Linked DNA regions of Homo sapiens: region 2 is linked to region 1. A link is a loop called in an ENCODE intact Hi-C map of the cell type or tissue named here. Cell type or tissue: mesothelial cell of epicardium. All regions are shown on one strand. Links, peaks and the distances in the headings refer to the core of each region. The heading gives the core; the rest is flanking DNA. Region 1 overlaps TMEM108 (transmembrane protein 108). Region 2 overlaps TMEM108 (transmembrane protein 108).

The links. Hi-C counts contacts between places; a loop is a spot of excess contacts. Peaks named below come from ENCODE experiments on the same cell type or tissue, not always from the same donor. Only the 100,000 strongest peaks of a DNase experiment are listed, where the experiment ranks them.
Region 2: it touches region 1 in a loop (7-fold over the local background); 2 of 110 quality-filtered maps call a loop at or near these places.

The regions. Positions count from the first base shown.
Region 1 is chr3:133,083,492-133,086,417 of GRCh38, forward strand. The region is part of intron 2 of TMEM108 (transmembrane protein 108); the gene reads left to right. Among named protein-coding and RNA genes, the nearest start is that of TMEM108, 47 kb to the left of the region's middle. In mesothelial cell of epicardium, for the core only: no CTCF peak of the experiment used is centred there; no DNase peak of the experiment used is centred there.
Region 2 is chr3:133,300,686-133,303,611 of GRCh38, forward strand. All of the region lies in intron 3 of TMEM108 (transmembrane protein 108), which reads left to right. Among named protein-coding and RNA genes, the nearest start is that of TMEM108-AS1, 45 kb to the left of the region's middle. In mesothelial cell of epicardium, for the core only: no CTCF peak of the experiment used is centred there; a DNase peak (open chromatin) is centred at 1,566.

The DNA of each region.
Region 1 (2,926 bases), core at 267-2,766:
GTTTAATACTGTTCTTAGACATACTGAATTATAAGGACTGTGGACTGAAAAGGGGCAGCTTTGAAAGAAGTGTATCTCATATAGTTCTTTGTTGTGTCTAATTCATTTTGTGGTGTCACATTCATTGGGCAATTTATATTTCTTTTCATGTCCCTGAAGTAATGTTTTATTTTTAGATAGTTCTAACCCTGAGGACATTCCAAAGACAATGGTATTTCTGTTTTTTTAAAATAAAGGAATACATAATTTTTTAAAAGCACATTTTGCTAAGGGACTTTCAAAGGGACAGGACAGTCATGTAATTGGGGGGTGAAGGTGATTCTGTTCACTTTTATTCTATTGTTTTCCCCTTTCTCCTCCATAGGGGCTAGTCCTGAGATAAAGTAAAAAAAAAAGGCATATGGTAATCCATTCTGAATATGTCATATTCCCTTAGTGTTCATAGCTGAGACCTTCCATAAACTATTTCTTAAGACACTGAAGATGAATCTCTTGACACGGTTATAGGGAGCAGAGATAAGGCATCCAAGGGGTTGCTTTTCAGCTAGGAAGTTTTTGGTCATCTGTACAATGCATACCCCAGTATCATAAATGATAAGATTTTATTTTCAACCATTCTTTTTCTTGAATTAAAAAAAAAAACAGTGATTAGGAAATTTTCAACTAGAGGAAACCAAAGAACAGCATCATAAACCATGTGTATTCAGCTTCAACATTTACCCACATTCTTTTAATCCTACTACCAGACTTGCCTATCTGAATCATGAATGTTAGGCCCTCTGGTCAACTAGATTTTCTTCAATGCTTGATTTTTCCCTTCAAACAGACTTCTGTTACTGTCACTAGAACAATCAGTATTAGACTTATTCCAGCCACTCTTCCCTTCTCTCTCCCACTCTAGAGAAGAAATGGCCTCAAATTTAGTTTGGAGTAGGGTGCTGTGCACATATCTCATTAGGAAATGGTGTAGATATTCAGGTTCTATCTAAAGATAGTTCATAGGAGAAAAGGGGAGGCAAAGAGAGGTGATTCATGTGCTGGAATGATGAAGGTACCAGCGCTGCTCCTTGAAGGATTATTAGCTTTTGGATGGGTGATGGAATTAAAAATTATTAATTGTAATGGCAACAATAGCTAATATTTGACGTGTTTACTATGGTCCAGGCACTGTTCCAAGCACTTCACATATATTACGTCATTACTATATGCAAAGGTGAGGAACAAGAACTATTAACATCCCATTTGCAAATGAGATGGAACCTGAGGTACAAGGAAGTTAATTCCTTCAAGGGCACACAGCACAGGGAGATAGAAGTTCAAATATTCGTGAGATCATAGAGTGGGAGTGAATGTCATCAAGACCAGCTCTTTTATTAAGGAAACCATAGTGCAAAGGGGGAAGGGGTTTCTCCAGGACACGCAGTGAGTGGGTGGTGGGTTTGAGACTCTTTTCCAGGAACCTAGATTTGAGTGTGGTGTGTTTCAGTTATACCAGACAGTCGTCTTCACTAACAGAAGCACCTCGCGAGGCCTCATGATGTCAGTTCCCTACCTTTCAGCTTTTGTTAGGATTGACTCTTCTTTTACTATTTCTTTCTTCGAGGAATAGTTCTTGCTTTTTATATTTTTAAATCTCATCTCTGCAAATTATTGAACTTAGCTAACATTTAGAGAATACAGCCTGTTCAAAGCATAGTCCAAAGACAATGTAAAGTTAGGGGAAGAGTCTCTTGCCTCTTTATCTGAAATTCCAAATATAAAATGAATGTTTTCATTTTTTTACCCCATTTCCTCTGCCTTATAGTCTCAAAAAACTGATGGATGTCTGAAGGATAATTTCTTTCTCTGCCACCAAAGGCCTTGCCCACTATGGTGCTTATTCACTTTATTTTACTTTTATAATGGAAAAAGTTTATATACAAAGCAAAAATTGAGCACTGAAACAGATCACTGATTCTCAATCAGAGGCTACAGCAAGAGATGGGAAATAATTGTGTATAAGGATTTCCCCTTTCACTTTTAATTTTTTAATGCACGTTACTGTGTACTCAGGGGTTTTCATCTATTCAGTATGTTACAATCAATTATAGTCATTATTATTTGGACCAAATTTGGCCACCAGAAGCCTCTTCAGTCTGATTCCTTTGTCCTTTTGGCATAAACCCATTAATCTTTGAATCCTTTCTTGTATTCAGTGATAATAAGATGTCCCATTAAGGTGTCATGTTGTACTTTCTTGCTAGACTTCTTCTTTTTTGTAATAATTACTTTTATTTTTTTTTCTTTCATAGAAGAATGGTGGTTTAGATTGTATGGATTTTAGAAACTCTTGAAAAAAATTGAAAGCCATTAGTAAGATCAATGTACCATTTGAGATTTTTAAAAAAGTATTTCAGCCTTCAAGAGCAATATTTTTAGAGTGAGACTTATTTTGGAAATGGAATCTATAAGGTTTCTAAATCAGGGGTTTCTATTTTTCACTAATTTCATCTTTTCTCTTGTTCAACTCTTCTAATTTCTGTCTTTGACTGCTGAGCCACATTAAAAAAAGAAAGCACCATTATTGCTTACTAAGGAGATATCATATGGAAAGAATTCTCAGATCCTGACCTTGTCCAAGGAGTGGTGAAAGGGATGGCATCCCAAATGTTAGCTGTCCTTTGTGGCCTTTTCTGCTTCTGGAGTCCAGAGGTTCTCCCTCTGTACCTTGTGACCTATCCATCATTGAAATCAGCTTATTCGTTTCAGTGCCAGATGTGTCTGGAGTCCACCTTAGTTCCCTTCTTACTTAATCTCTCGAGCATTTGAGCTTTTTTTTTTCTTTTGCCATCTGTAAAGTGAAGCAAAACTTGTAAGTTTGAGGTAAGCATTAAATGAACAATGTTTACACTATAAATAAGGGACTTGAGGCATAGTGAGGGTTTTG
Region 2 (2,926 bases), core at 136-2,635, 220 kb after region 1:
TCTGGGCTATAGGGATTGTCCCTGGTTGCCAGGTACCTAGCCCTGGAGTGATTAGGGCTGAGGGATAGTGTCCTGGACTGCAAGAGACTGATTAAAGGAGATGGGGGGTGGGAGGTATATGAACTCTGGTTTGGTGGATTTGCACATCAAAGGTGTGCTTGCAGACAAGTTTACTATCTCTAGGAATTATCTAACCCTGGAAGGGTCAACCCCTACCCAGATGCAGAAGGTCTCAGATGCCACAGCGTAAGAATAAAGAAAAAAAAAATACAATTAATACAGACCCCAGTACACACACACACACACACACACACACACACACACACACACACACACACACACACACACACAAGTTCTACTTTGTTTTGAGACATAAGAGGCATCTCTGTTTTAGAGGCTGATGTTCACAGAGCGTGTAAGGAACCTTAAAGAGTATTATTGGAAGATCTCTTATTCCCTGTCCCTTTGATGCCAAGTACACATCCTGCAAGTCCGCAGTCAGTTCTAATGCCAAGCAAGGTGCCTCACTTCATTCTTCTTTCAAGATTTGCTCTTAGGACCTAATGAACATTAAAGGATTTTATACAACAGCAGCATGTATTCCATGAGTCACAGGCTTGAAAGAATAACTCCAAGAAGTGCAGGACTCCTATCTGGTCATTTTGGTTGTCTCGACGCAGGAAAGTGGAAAATGCATTTTTCTCAGCTCACCTCATAGGTTTAACCACAGTTCAGGAATGAACTGTGTCATTTCCTATCATGCACAGTGGGCATTGCTGAAAAGCATTATCTGGAAATACTATATTATGCCATTTTTGAATTAGTTTCAGTAATGAGAATAAACATTTGCAGAGCCTTTTGTGTTTGTAAAATGATTTACAAGCACCGGCTAGCTCACTTGTTAATAATTACTTTGGGGGATTCTTAACAATGCATATTTAGGAGATAAAAGTGATTATTTGGATGGGATTAGGGGAAAAAACAAGTAATAGAAAAGCATTTAACACAGTCATTTTCAGTTTTATACTCTCTGCAAGCCTGTACCGACTAACTTTATCATTTTCATTGAATTTCATCCCATATTCCTAATATTCAAAGACCAGCACAAAAACACTCAATGTTGGGTAGAATCATGGTTTAAGCTTTACATTATCACTCTTCCTTGTTGCCATTTCCTGTCTTGATTTGCATATAGAGTGGGTGCAACTCAGGAAGCCCTCCACAAACACACCCACCCAACTCCCATGGAGACAGGAAACTCAGCTCCCTGCCCTTCCTCTGCCTCTGATGTAATGGATGACCCTAAGAATTTCACTGCATCTCTAAGCCTCAGTGCTCCCACCTGTAAAATGGCTGAGGAAGGAAGGATGCAGGGCAAATGGGGGAGTCTATAAATTCACAAATCTGTGATCTTGCCACTATCATTGTCTAAAGCTCAAACTGGCTCTTAAATCTAGTGAATCCATGATCTTGCCATTTTTGTTGTCTGAAGCTTGGAATTGTGATGCCGTGCATCTCACTGCTCATTTTCTTGTTAAAACCCAAACTGTGACACATCAGTGTAACCACATGAGTGCATGCGTGCGCGTGCACGGGTGTGCACACACACACACTGCTTACCAGACTTTACCTAGGAGGGAATTTACACCATTGGTGAACTGCAGATATTCCAAAAACACTTAAAAATGTAAAATTTCAAATATCTCTTGAATTTTCTTTTTCTTTCTTTCTTTTTTTTTTTTTTTTTTTTTTTGAGACAGAATCTTGCTCTGTCGCCCAGGCTGGAATGCAGTGGTGTGATCTCGGCTCACTTGCAAGCTCTGCCTCCCGGGTTCACACCATTCTCCTGCCTCAGCCTCCCGAGTAGCTGGGACTACAGGCACCCGCCACCATGCCCAGCTAATTTTTGTATTTTTAGTAGGGATGGGGTTTCACCGTGTGAGCCAGGATGGTCTCGATCTCCTGACCTCATGATCCTCCCGCCTCGGCCTCCCAAAGTGCTGGGATTACAGGCGTGAGCCACCGCCCCCGGCCAGTATCTCTTGAATTTTCTATTCTAATCTCAGTTTAATATTACAGTATTTTTACTCGAATTGTTTGGTAACATTGACCCTTTAGATCAATGTTATCCTACAGCATTTGGGTATCTTCGGGCCACCCCACACGTGCACCATGCCTGCTCTCTGGTATAAGAAGAGTAGTTGAAGCCTCATGCTCCACTTATTTCACGCCTTGGTGAACCCTAAGTCTGAAGTTAGGTTGCAGATCAAACAGTGGACTCCATTTCCTCTGCTCTGTTTTTAAACTGTCTCTTGATGGGTTCTTAAACCCATCTACTGGTAAAGCCTGAAGTGTTCCAGGAAATATGATAAGAACCAAAGACATGTTTGAGAATAAAGCTATTCTATGGGGAGGTTTTCCATGACGCTCATCTTCAACTTTACTGTATAACTCTTAACTGATTTTTTAGTGGTGGTACATATCTCAATAATAATCACTGTATTTATCTATTATTTAGGGTTATCTATGAAGCACTTGTGATGTTTTTGAGCAGTAACCACCATTTTTTGAGTATGTACATGTTACACAGCCTGTCATATACCAATCATGTCAGTCAGGATCCCCACAGGGAGCAGATGGCACTCAACTGGGGTAAGTGGGTAAGTTTGGACCTTTCAAAGGTAGTGTTTCATAATCACAACAAATCTCATGGATAATGAACCTTATCAAGGTTTTCCATAAACAATTCTTTTCTGGTACCTTCCTAAGCATTTCACTATGTGTAGAAAATCAGTGTGATTTAATAAGCTGCGGATTCAGTATCCTGAAAAGAACTTCCTAATGTCCCCCTTCTAAAGTAAAAAAATCTTAAGCCCCAAAGGAATCTGGTCATTGTTTATTCATTACTCATTCATGAATTATGTTA